2 separate regions of the Homo sapiens genome follow, and region 1 is linked to region 2. A link is a contact called in ENCODE Hi-C or POLR2A ChIA-PET data. All regions are on one chromosome and are shown on one strand. The core of a region is the stretch at or near the end of the contact, and the rest is flanking DNA. Distances in the headings are between cores, read along the strand shown.

The links. A loop is a pair of places that touch in the nucleus more often than their neighbours do. ChIA-PET counts read pairs that join two places held with the same protein, here RNA polymerase II (POLR2A). Pooled maps may share reads with other maps.
Region 1: a loop to region 2 is called in a pooled map, with 8 times the contacts of the local background. The contact joins the promoter of FXYD1 here to the promoter of ZNF181 in region 2. A Hi-C loop is called at or near these places in 13 of 50 pooled maps. POLR2A ChIA-PET finds 5 or more read pairs at or near these places in 2 of 52 experiments (activated CD4-positive, alpha-beta T cell and endothelial cell of umbilical vein).

The regions. Positions count from the first base shown.
Region 1 is chr19:35,134,571-35,140,641 of GRCh38, forward strand. It overlaps FXYD1 (FXYD domain containing ion transport regulator 1), which reads left to right and starts at 4,254. Exons shown (of 8, transcript NM_021902.4): 1 at 4,254-4,324; 2 at 5,506-5,570; 3 at 6,027-6,059. The coding sequence starts at 5,510. LGI4 (leucine rich repeat LGI family member 4) reads right to left here and starts at 489. Exons shown (of 9, transcript NM_139284.3): 1 at 1-489. The coding sequence starts at 110.
Region 2 is chr19:34,731,481-34,738,116 of GRCh38, forward strand. ZNF181 (zinc finger protein 181) reads left to right here and starts at 2,763. Exons shown (of 4, transcript NM_001029997.4): 1 at 2,763-3,566. The coding sequence starts at 3,558. RefSeq lists silencers at 1-90, 2,796-2,845, 2,946-3,005 and enhancers at 1,611-1,670, 1,888-2,405, 2,126-2,515.

The sequences.
Region 1 (6,071 bases), core at 3,004-5,503, 400 kb after region 2:
CTGTCTTTAGAGCAGGAGCAGCGCAGGGGACACTTTCCCTTTGGGGGTCTCCAGGCCACCACCACCCCCGCCCCAGCCAGCAGCAGCAGCAGAATGCCTGCCCCTCCCATGCCCCCACCCCCACTCTGAGGCACCCGCTTCTCCCGGCCCACCCAGCTCAGCCCAGGCCACTACGTCTCCTCCTCCACCAGGCCGCCCTCCATCCGCCTGCTGGCACGCTCGGCCCTGGCTTCTCTCTCCTCTTCTCCGTCTTTCTTTCAGTCGGCCTTCCTCCCTGTTCGTATGTCTTTGGTGTCTAATTTTCTGTTTCTCTTTCTCCCTGTCTTTCTGTCTCTGTATTTTTGACTCTGTGTGTTAGTCTGTTTCTATTTCTGTCTTTGTCTCTCTTTCTGCCTGTTTCTTTTTTTCTGTGTTGCTGTCAGTCTTTCAGGCTTTAGGTAGCTGTCTATCTGTTGGTCTCTATGTGTGTGAGTGTATGTGAGTGTGTGTGTGTCCTGCTGCCTGGTGTCTTGATTTCTTGTCTCCTGCCCCCCCCACCCCCCCTTCCAGCTCCCTGCCTGTAGTTTCTTTGCCTCCTCCCACCTCCCTTCTCCCCGAAGGTTTGGGAAAGGGGTTCGCTGGACACCCGGCACACCCGGCAGAGTAGGATGGGAAGGAGGAGGGGGTCAGAGGCCATGAGAAGGTCGGCCTTGGGGGAAGGGACTGGACAGCCCCACAGGAGGGGGAGGGGCCACCAAGGGCTGGAGCCGCCCCACCACTCCCGCCAGCCCCCTCCCCAGATTCCCCACTCAACCCTATTGGGGGAGCAGGAGGACGATGTCACCAGGGTGGGGACCAGATGGCTCTGCATTCTGGAGCAGGGTGGGAGGAGAGGCCCTGGGGGGGCTGGGGACATCCCGTCCTGGCCACTCTCTGCCAGCCCCCTCCCCTGGCTACAGGAGGGTGTGTTGGGCGCTGTCAGTGGGGCCAGATCACGTCCAGCTGCTCCCTCTGGTGGTCATACTCGGCAGGACCTCTGCCCGGCCCCAAGCCCTTAGCCTCCCTCCCCTACCCTGAAATTAACCCTCTAGTGGCCAACACCCACTGGGGGACAGCACCAACCCGAGGACATGATGATGATGAAGATGATGATGATGGTGAAGATGATGATGATGATGCCACCCCTTCTTCAGCGTCTACTCTGAGCCTGGCCTTGTCCTAAAAGCTCATCTATTAACTCATTCTGATCTTGCCAAAGCCCTCTGAAGTTAGTGCTGTCATCATCACCACTTTACAGCTGGAGGAAGTGGAGACAGAGGTCAGGGAACCTGAACTCTAGGTTACCCAGCTGAGGGCACAGCCGGGATTCAAACCCAGGCATCCGGCTCCAGGTTATTTTGCATTCTTTCTTTGGAGATCAGAGTTCATGGATAGATGGATAATTGGTTGTTTTAATCTGGACTAAATTTTAGTCATTTGGATAGATTCTGTCCACTAAATAAGAAACATAAGTAAATGACACTTGTTAGCTAAGATGAAATAGTAGTAATGTTTATACTCACTCAGCCTTCACAGCCACCCTGTGAGATGGGCAGTACTGCTATCCCTGCTTTACAGATGGGGAAACTGAGGCACAGGGAAGTTATGTGATTAGTTTCCTGGCTCTAGTCAGCTCTAAACCTAACCCCTAGGCTGTACCACCTCATCGCCTGGGGACGAGACTCATCCTGTGATTGAGGAATGCATGCAGCCTCTCTTGACACTGACGCCCACGCCCAGAAGCCTCGTTGGAGGATAAGGGGGCTTAACAGCTTGGAGGTCATGCAGATCTGGGTTCCAGGCCCAGTCCTGTGTGGCCTCAGTTTTCCCATCTGTCAAACGGGGACAATCGTGGCACCCGCTTCCCAGTTGTGGAGAGGACTCAGGTGATGGAGGCAACTCATCCTTTTGGGGTTCAGCACAAGGTGGGCATCCCACAGTGGTCGGCAAGCTTGGGGGTGGGCTCCGGATCCAGCTCCTAGAGGAGCAGACCCCAGCAGCTTGTGGTTTGAGCCATGCCCGTCAGCTCTCAGTTTCCTTCACTGACTATTGGGTATGATAAACAGGGTCCCTGAAAGTGAAGTTGGAGAGCTGAGTGCCAGGGGCACAGAGGGATCTGAACCCACTCTCATAGGGTGCCCAGCCCAGCAGTCCAGTTCACAAGGAGGAGGATGACAAGGACAATAATAATAGGCCAGGCACGGTGGCTCATTTCTGTAATCCCACATTTTGGCAGGCTGAAGTGGGAGGATCGCTTGGGGCCAGGAGTTCAAGACAAGCCTGGGCAACATAGAGAAACCCCGACTGTACAAAAAATTAAAAAATTAGCCAGGCATGGTGTCGCACGCCCATAGTCCCAGCTACTCAGGAAGCTGAGGTGGGAGAATCACTTGAGCCCATGAGGTTGAGGCTACAGTGAGCTATGATTGTGCCATTGCACTTCAGCCTGGGTGACAGAGCAAGACCCGGTCTCAAACAAACAAACAAAAAATGAAGTTAATCATAAGACAATGTCAAGTTCAGAGACCTCTGAGCCCTGTCCAGGATTATACACGTGATCTTAGTGATTTTTCCATTTTGGAGCATGTGAAAATGAGGCACAGAGCTGCTCAAGTTCACACAACCAGGAGTGCAGTGCCTGGGCCATTCCAGGTTTCCCTGTCACCAGGACCTGTAAACCTGGCCTGCCCATGGGGACGCCAGGTGTGTTGTCCCCGACAAGAGCTCAGGGGAAGGAAAGTGTGGGGTTAAATACATATCTGTGGTTTTGGAATGTGTGAACATGCAAGTGTGTCAGCCTGCGCATCTGTCACCGTGGCCAACCATGTGCCTGTTTGCTCAAGCATAGGGTGTGAACCAGTGTGTGTGTTTCTGCTTTTGTGGGTATGTGTGAGAGCGGCGGGTTGTCCTTGATGGTGTTTCTGCTTGTGTATCTGTGCCCATGGAAATCTGTCTGTGTGTACACAAGCTTGTTGGCCTTCCTATCTTTGGGACCATGTAGGAGTGCTGGCTGCATGTCTGTACCTTTGGGGTTTTTTTGTTTTGTTTTTGTTTTTGAGACAGAGTCTCGCTCTGTTGCCCAGGCTAGAGTGCAGTGGCATGATCTCAGCTCACTGCAAGCTCTGCCTCCCGGGCTCAAGTGACTCTCCTGCCTCAGCCTCCGGAGTAGCCGTGATTACAGGCGCACGCCACCACACCCAGCTAATTTTTGTATATTTTTTTAGTAGAGACGAGCTCTCGTCGGGTTGGCCAGGCTGGTGTTGAACTCCTGGCCTCAAGTGATCCTCCCGCCTTGGCCTCCCAAAGTGCTGGGAGTACAGGTGTGAGCCACCGTACCTGGCCATGTTTGGCCATGCATCTTAGAATGCATTTATGTGCGGTGTGCACATACTTGTGTGTTTCTGTATGGCCATTTGTGGGTGGGTCTTCACATAAACATGCATTTTTGTGGCCAGTTTGTGAGTGTAGATGGTGATGTGGCTATGTCTTTGACTGTATCTCTGTGTGGCCATCCATCTACATGAGCGTGCGTGGGTCTGTGTAGACATAAATGTGCTTGTTCTGGTATTTTGTGACTGGCATAAAAGGTGTTGGCTGTGTGTCCGGGTCTTTGGGTTTCTCTATCAGTGTGTCATTCTGTGTGTGTCTGCTTCTATGGATGTACATACATACATGGTTTTGTCTGGTTTTGTACCTGTATATCTGGGTCTTTGGGATTGTGTGTGGGTGTGTGTGTGTGGTGCATTTCTGGGGATCTCACCACAGCAGATAGCGCACATGCGCGCGCACACACACACACACACACACACCTCCCTCCCGTCCTCTAAAACAGCCCTGTTAAGGACCTCACGGAGCACTGGGATCGGGGGTCAGTGGGCTCCTGGGCAGTCAGGCTGGGTGACCTTCGGCCCTGGCTGGACCCAGTTCCCAGGGGGCAGCCGCCTCAGCCCAAAAGCTCTTGGAGGCGTGTGTGTTTGTGTGTGTGTGTGTTCACAACCCTGTCCTCCACAATCCTCCTAGCCTCTCCAGCCTGCCTGCTGGCTGCCTGCTGCTGCTCTCTCTGAACTGAGAGAGTTAACCAAGCGGGCCAGGGCAGTCTGGGCTGGGGGCCGCCCCCTGGCCCCCCTCCAGCCCCAGCTCCAGTTTCAGCTGCTGGTTGGGGAGGGCATGGGTGGGGTGGGGCTGGGAGGGGAGGCTGCTGGGGGCGGCGCGTCCAGCTCTGGGCCAGGGGGTCCAAAGTGCTCAGCCCCCGGGGCACAGCAGGACGTTTGGGGGCCTTCTTTCAGCAGGGGACAGCCCGATTGGGGTGAGCGTCCCCCACTCCTTCCCTCCAGGCCTCACCCCTGGTCTGGCTGGGCCGCCTATTTTGGGAGCAGGAGTGGCCAGCCCGAGGCTTCCCAGGCAGGCCAACCCAAGAGGGAGGGAGTGTGGTTGAGGCAGTGGGTTCTGCAGGGTGGGATGTGGGTGACTCCTCCCTGCCCTGCTGGTGCGTGTGCACCCTGGCAGGGTGTGGAGTTGGGACACACACGTGTGTAGGGCTGGTTGCGTCACTGCGTGGGGGCACCGGAGGCCCAGAGGAGGAGTATTGGATGCCTGACGGTGTTTACACCCCACGTCCTGCTCCAACCAGCAGTTTGGGGAGAGGTTGTTGTTCATGTCCATTCCGGCCCCACTGTGTGTGTGTGTGTGTGTGTGTGTGTGTGTGTGTGTGTGTATCCCTGCCCCAGCATGTGTTTTCTATCTCTAAGGCCCACTGGGCTGGGCCTCATGTCACTTGCCTGACATCCGATTGTGAAAGATGTCACCCAGAGGCGGGCAGAGGGGCTGTCTTTTCCTTTTCTCGTTGCTGCCCAGGGAGGAGACGGGGTGACCTTTCCCACAGGGGCAGCCTGTGGCGATGTGGCAGCTGGGCCTCACCCCGGCAGGGCTGTGCGTGACCCCCTGAGTGGGGGAAGGCAGGCTGTTGCCATGGTGGCCTGAGCGAGCAGAATTCCTCCAGGGTGAAGTGGGAGATATTTATACCCGGGGTCAGGCCGCGAGCGGGCGGGCGGAGAGGGCAGGGAGCTGGGATTTCGCGGGGCACAGTGAGGCCGGGCATGTAGGCAGGTGGGACTTGGGCGTGCCCTGCTGTCTCCTGCTCTGTGTTTGTGTGAGGCAGCGCCTCCTCTGCCCTGCCAGGGTAGGTCTGGGAATCGGGGGCCTGCTGCGGGAGGTGGAGGCCCAAGGGAGGCCCCCCGGGGACTGTGTGTCTCACCCCCGTCCCTGCTACGTTGTGTTGTTGTGTGATCCCATCGTGGAGGTTGTTTTGGTGACACTGTGTCCCCACGAAGCTGGGGATACCCGTTTCTCTAGCTTGGAGCCACCAAGATAGAGGACAAACACTTCTGTGATTCAGTCCCCAGACTGTCTCTGACTTAATCCCTTGGGTTCAAGCCCTATGTGGGAGAGCAAGGGCACACACTGCCTAATCCGTGGTGTCCCCCCCAGGACAATGGCGTCTCTTGGCCACATCTTGGTTTTCTGTGTGGGTCTCCTCACCATGGCCAAGGCAGGTGAGTGCAGGGGAGGCTGCCCGCTACCCACCTCAGCCCCAGGGGTGGCGGTGGGGACCGAAGAACCAAGTTGGAGACCCCAACCTAGACTAAGTCGGCTGGGGTACCAAGAAGTTTGGGGGTCTCCACGTGGGGTCCAGTCACAGGCTGGTATTTGGGGGAGGGGAGAGGAAGCCCCAGATCAGGCAAAGATGGGGTGGGATGGGGCTGAATCCCCGATGGGATAACTGGGTCACAGACAGCCTGCCGTGAGTCAGGGAGCTGGGGCAGTTAGGTGCCACCTGCCCCATCTGGGACAGTGCAGAGGGGGCAGCTGGGACCCAGAGAGTGTGGGCAGCCTGCCCAGACACCCTCAGACTCTAAGCCCAGCAAGGCAGAGCCTCCAGTGGTCTCCTCATGCCCCTCCCTGCCAGGACCCCAGGAAGCATTCAACCCCTGATTTCTCTCTCTTTCCAGAAAGTCCAAAGGAACACGACCCGTTCACTTACGGTGAGCGGGGGG
Region 2 (6,636 bases), core at 1,513-4,012:
CAGCCCTGTCTCAGCCCCAGGGACACCAGGGCATGGGGCTGTCACAAGGAAGCTGGCTGAAGGCCAGGTGCCTGTGCCTTGACTGAGGGACACGGCTCAGGTCAGTTTGCTCCATGACTCCTGGGACCCTACAGACCCCACTCCGTGTTCTCCTGCAGCCCAGTGCACAGCACGCTGCTCTGCTGTGCCAGGTTGTGTTGTGTTGAGTTGTGCTGTGTCATGTGCTGTGTCACTGTTCCTGCAGACTCCCTGTCCGGGAGCTCTAGGGCCCTGACCTCTAAGAAGCCCCAGCCCCGAGCCAGCCTCAGGCAAGGTCTGCATCCCTGCTGCCTCCGCTTCCCTGGCTCAGCCTTGAAGCTCCCGCTGACCCCTCTGCCACTCACCAACCACCCATCACCCCCTACTTAGAGGCCAGGAAGCAGCAGGGGTCGTTTCCCCCTTCTCTTCACCCTTTCTCTCTTCCCTCCATTCTCCAGGACATACAACTCCAACAGAAACCAGAAATCCTGCAAATGCCCTGACCCACCCACCAACCCCAGGGCACCTCCTGCCCAGGTATTTGGCACAGGGGATGCCCTCACACCGACCCCATCATGTGCCCTCGTGGCCCCGAGGCTGTAGCATGGGATGCCTGTCTGGCCCTGGACCTGCCCTGGGCCCTGCCCTCTGCCACCGCTCACAGGACAAACCCAAACAATTGCTGTCCTCCCTCTGAAATGGTGGTCATGGGGGTGCAGGGAAGGCCTCACGTCCCTCCTGTGCCCAGGCCCCTCACCCCAACACTCTGGCTGGCTGCATCTGCTGCCCAGAGCCCTTGGTCACCAGGCGTGCAGCCTGGACCACGCTGATGGCAAGGGAGGCCCTTCCTAAGCCTAGAGGTGGTCTAAACCTTCATGGAACTGCTGGTCACAGTGCCAGCCAGAGTCCCAGGTGACGCTGAGATAGCTCAAAGTGGTGCATGGGAGATGTCTGATATCAACCCTCTCCTGGAGGTAGATGATGTCTCCAGCCTGGTGACTTCCCTGGCCTCCAGCCACCACCACCCCCAGTGTCCCCAAGGCTGAAGGTGCAAGCTTGCCCTGGCCCTGGTCCTGGCATAGAAAGTGCACGATCTGGTCATGTCATGCAGGTGAGGATACTTGTGTGCCAGGTAACCTCAGGCAGGCATGGTGGCGCTTGTGGGGCAATCCTGTAACCTGCAGTGTGGTGGGTGGGATGGGTGTGTGTGACACAGGCAGGAACTACTCCTGATGGCAGCTGACGACCCACATGTGTACTGGGTGGGTGCCAATGGGAGTAGCAGGTGAGTGGCTGAGCACAGGCAGGTGAATGAGTGACAGCTACACAAACCCCACCACTGAGCACGTCCCTCCCAGGGCAAAGCAGATCAGATCACAGGCCCAGCCCTGGGAGGCCCAGAGGAGCCTCAGGTCCTCAGGAAGGCTCCTGGCCCTCTTCGCCCTAGGAGGACCCCCCCCCCGCCCCAAGCCGGCTCCACCTGTAGCTGTGGGCGTGGGAGGGAGACAGAGCGCTCTGGCGGCCAGAGAAGGAAGGAAGATGGAGGGAGGGCGGACTTCTGCTCCCTGACGCTGCTGCTAGGCCCCCTGCGGCCCTCCTGGAGCCCACACCTTTCAGCTGCAGTCTCCCAGCCTTCGTCCCCAGGACGAAGCCCACTAAGCCAGTGCTTTTCCACTGCAGCTGGCTGTTCCGCTTGGGGAGGGTTCCCAGATTGTGCAAAGTGAGGAAGGGTCCCCTGTCCCTGCCCCGCAGGGCCCCCACTCCAGGCCTCCCCCATCTCTCCCTGTCTCTCTCAGAGGTAGAGGCAGCATTAAATTAAAATTTAATTAAAATATTAAAAATAAAGTAAAAAATTCAAATATACAACAGTAGACTGTCTGGCTTGCATACAAAGAAGGCCATTGCCCCTTTGGGTGAGCCGGGCAAGGTCAGGGTCTAAGAAGCGCCTCTGGTGAGAAGCGGTTGTCAGGCTCTGATGGCTGCGGGAGGAGTGACTCCTCCCAGGATGAGGGTCTGTGTCCTCTCAGTGCTCACTCAAGTTCCGTATTTCCAAGTCCTTCCAGGGGGCGTAACGCACGTGAGAACTGCCATTTCTGTCACAGATACGTGGCCGCATGCATTTCCAGGAAATGTCCTTGGTTCGCGAACTACAGCTGGCACAATCCAGCCCAGGGCGTTCTGTGAGCTGTAGTCTCCAGCAAGTGAATTCCAAAAAAACCTCAAAGACCTCAAAGACCATACAGGGTGGACAGCGTAGTAGCAGGGTTTGGGAAGAGAGGAGCTCTTTTGCTAGCAAAGGCGAGAGCTCGCCTGGTACAAGGTCTGCCCACGTCCCGGGAGATAAACATTAGTGTGAGCGCACGCTAGACCCAGAAGAGTTTGCCACGGCCGCACGGTTTTCTGGGAAGTGTAGTTTCTTGGTCCCGGCGCCATTGTCCTTAAAAGTAGAGGGTGGCCCTTGGTTCCGAGGTGTATCTTTCACCTCATCAGTATGACTATATGCCCCAGGACACTTCCCGCATGGTCCTAACTGCCGGGCTCTGGGACGACAGCCCCAGGCGGTTTAGTTTTTTAGGAAACCGAGATCTGTTTGCCCGCGGCGCCCCAGGTCCGCGCGGCCGCAGAGACTCCTGGGAAGTGTGGTCTTCCGGTACCTGCGGTTCGTTGCGCCTGGAATTTTGTCCCCTGCGCGGATGATTCTGGGAAATGTCGATCGGCTGTGGGCGGCGCACTGGGTCCGCCCCGCTGTAGCCTCAGGCCTGACGGCGACTCCCAGGCTCCGGGACGATTCTGGGCAGTGTCGTCCCCAGAGGTCGGCGGCCGTTGCCCGCTCACCAGCGACGCGGGGCGCCTGCGGGGACGGTGAGGCCCTGCTGAGGACTCCGGCCAGTATGAGTCCCGGGGGCGGCGGCGGGGCTCAGGCCCTGGGTCTGCCCCGCGGTGTGACCCCGGCCGGTGCCTTGGTTTTCCTGGCCTTCATGTCCTCCTATGTAAACGCGGGGTGATGACGGCGCCGACCTCTTGGCGCTGTTGTGAGAGTGAAGTGGGCGCGTGGTTAGACGCCAGCCACAGTTGTCTTTGGGTTATGTCGTCATGAAGCCGGCGCTCTACAGTTGTGTAACCTTGAACAAATGGGTTCAGTATCTTGGAATTTCAGTTTTGTCATCGTTTAAAAAATAGATCTGGAAAAATGTGAACGCACACCGTGCATAGTGGTGAAGACTGAACGAGCTGATAAAGTTTTTACCATTGTTTTATGAGGATTTTATTTACAGAGTAATTGATTTTCCTCGCAGGTGGCACCTGGTAAATGGTTAGCCCTTGCGGAGAAACACCCTGTTAGTTCCCAGGGAGAGATTGGCGCCCTGGAGAGTGATTACCAGTGTGCCTTTCCATTATGGTGTGTCACAGGTGCCGCAAGATAAGCCTGATTTTTCATGACTGCTTTTTCCTGCCCTTCTGTGCCCTCAGGACACTGCCCATCTCTAAGATAAGAGCCTGGAAAGAGGACTCTGTTGGCTGTTGGAAATTGCAGAGTAATGCCTCAGGTAGGTCGGTGTGTCCGCAAATCTTCCTGAAACACTTTATCAGGACTGTGTGTTTGCTTTGCTTCTCCTGCCTGTTCCCACCTAACCAAGTCCATTTAAGGGACTGGATCCATGGTTCCTTTCAGTATAGGAAGGACGGAGCCCACAGGAGAGCTCCAAGGTATTATCCTCCTCACCCAGTGTTCCTCTTTTCTACAGTTTTCTGCTAGAAGACTTTCTAGTCTTGCCAACATTTTAAAACTGTAATTCACAATGCAACTTTGGAATGTAAGGTTATTCGGTTTATGGTTGTCAAAACTGTACCATGTGGTCTCAAGTGAAGAGATGCTTGCAGTCATCCTTGATTCTTCCCTTTGACTTATACCTATATTCAGATCCTCTAGTTGGAGCTAAGCTATACACTGTATACAGAATCTGACCATTAGTTACCCCAGCACTACCACCACCACTACCACCCCGGTAGTGATAGCAATAAAGCCACCTGGATTATTGCGGTAGCCTCCTAGCTGGATTCCCTGCATCTGCCCTTAACCCTCATCAGTCTGTTCTCAGTACAGCTGTGACCGTGGTCCTATTGTTACATAAATTCCTGTCATTCCTCAACCTATAATTTTTCAGTGGCTCTAACTGAGTCACTTCTGCAATGACCTATTTGTACAATTAGGCCATTACCTTTCTGATCCCACCTTCCTTCTCTGCCTCCTCATTCCTGTGAGCTCTAGCCACTGTCACTAGTTGCTGTGCCATCGACGTGGAATATTCTTCCCCCACATACGCACAAACTTGCATCCTTATCTTCTTCGTGTGTTTGTTCCGTGGTTACTTTCTCAGAAAAGCTTCCCTGAATGGCTATTTGCAATCGCAGTCACCTTCCCTCGCCTAGCACTTCCACTCCTCCATCACTGCTTTGTTGTTTTCCACAGTGTGTGTCACTCACTAGCTGATGTACTGTATGTTCAGTATATGCACATGCTCATTGTCTGTTCCTGGTGGGAGGAATCTTTTTTCTTTTTTGTTGTCTGTTATAGCTTCAGTACCCAGAGGGTTACCTGGCACCAAATAGATGCTTAGTAAGTAATTGTGGAGTGAATAAGATGAGTAATGACGAACTGGTGGGGCAGAATCATGGCATGGAAGGTGAAGCTTGCATAGGAGGGGATGTGAGTAGCAGATGTACATGTTGGGTGAAGTCTGTTTTCTTGGAGAAGTTAGATAATTAGAATTGAAAAACTGGTGTGGTGGTACATGCCTGTTTTTCCAGCTATTCGGGAGGGTGATGAGTTGAGAAAATTTCTTGAACCCTGTGGTGTGCGGCTGCAGTGAGCTATGATTATGTCACTGCACTCCAGCCTGGCGGCAGAGCAAGAAAAAAGTAACAGCTAAAGTGAACTAATGCCAAAATCATTCATTGGTTCATCTTCTAAACACTTAGGAAGTATCTGTTAGGAAAAGTTGTACATGGATTTTGGTGTACACTGACACACAGGACTTCATGATCTAGTGCAGTATTGTCTAAGAGAACTTTCTGCAGTGGTGGAAGTGCTCTGCATGTGTACTGGTCAGTACAGTAGCCACCAGCCCTGTATGACTATTGAGTACTTGAACTGTGGCTTAAGCAACTGAGAAACTGAATTTTAAACTTTACTTATTTTATTTTTACATTTTAATTAATTTAAATGTATGTAGCCAAATTGCCTAGTGGCTACTGTATTGAGGATTGCAGCACTGGTAGAAAAGTAAGAAAGCATAAGAAATTAAAATAAATGCCAGGACAGATAGGCTATGTTCTTTTGGGGACAGAGATGAGTGAACACCCCAGGCTGCCCAGACAACTGAAGGGGAAGAAGGAAGCATCCCTGGCTCTAACTTGTAATAACCTGTTCATCATAAAGCTATGAGAAATGTTTTTTTGATTTGGGATAAAGGGAATTAACTAACACAGTGGCAACTCCAATTAACAGGTGAATTTAGGATAAATTATGTGTAGCAAATTGAACTGTAAGGTCTTACTTGATTATTTGGAAAATGTATGTATTGGATTGTATCTGCTTGGCTATAAAAAAGAGATTTCTTCCTGTCCTTTTAATCTCATTAGTGGATTGCCTGTGAAGTGCATCACAGTTGATTTAGTGATTATTAAGTAATAAAACTGTGTTCTTTTTTTCTACATTTGTGGAGAGGATTTTCTGCCATTGGCAGGAGATTTGAATTTTAATTATTTTCCCAACACCTGGCAAAAATAAATTCTGCCTTTAAAACCAAAGACGAGTATCACTGGTGAACATGCATGCAAAATATCCAAATAATGTAATACAATGCTGAATTAACTCTCAGAGCTAAAAAATTACCACAGGCAAGCAGTCTGTTTCACAAATCAAAGACAGTAATAATGCTGTATTAAATAGATGTATTTTTTGTACATATTATAATTTGACTAGCCAATAAACTATTATTGAATATTTAAGCTTCCAAAGTTTTACTAAAAAGTAATATTGTGAAATGAGTACTATTGAAAGGAATTTCTAAGCCACATCTGTGAACATTTCCTTATTTTCTTTGAAACGTACCCCTTTATTTTTTTCCCTTTACTTTCAGGTCTTATTTAAGGACTATCTAAGGCAGTGGTGCCCAACCTTTTTGGCACCAGGGATCGGTTTTGTGGAAGACAGTTTTTCCACAGAAGCAGGAGGTGGTGGTTTGGGGGTGAAACTGTTTCACCTCAGATCATCAGGCATTAGTTCAATTCACATAAGGGGCGTGCAACCTTAATCCCTTGCATGCGCACTTCACAGTAGGGATTGCGCTCCTATGAGAGTCTAATGCCATAGCTGATCTGACAGGAGGCAGGGCTCAGGTGATAAAAGTCATTTGCCTGCCACTCATCTCCTGCTCTGTGGCCTGATTTCTAACAGGCCACAGACTGGTACCAGTGGTTATGTACCCCTAACCATCAGGGGATTAGGGACCCCTGATCTATGGCATGAAACCATCCTTCAGTCTTTTCACCCAGGGGTCTCATATTTTAATAATTGTCTATCAGTACAAAGTTTAAGTATACACCATAAATATA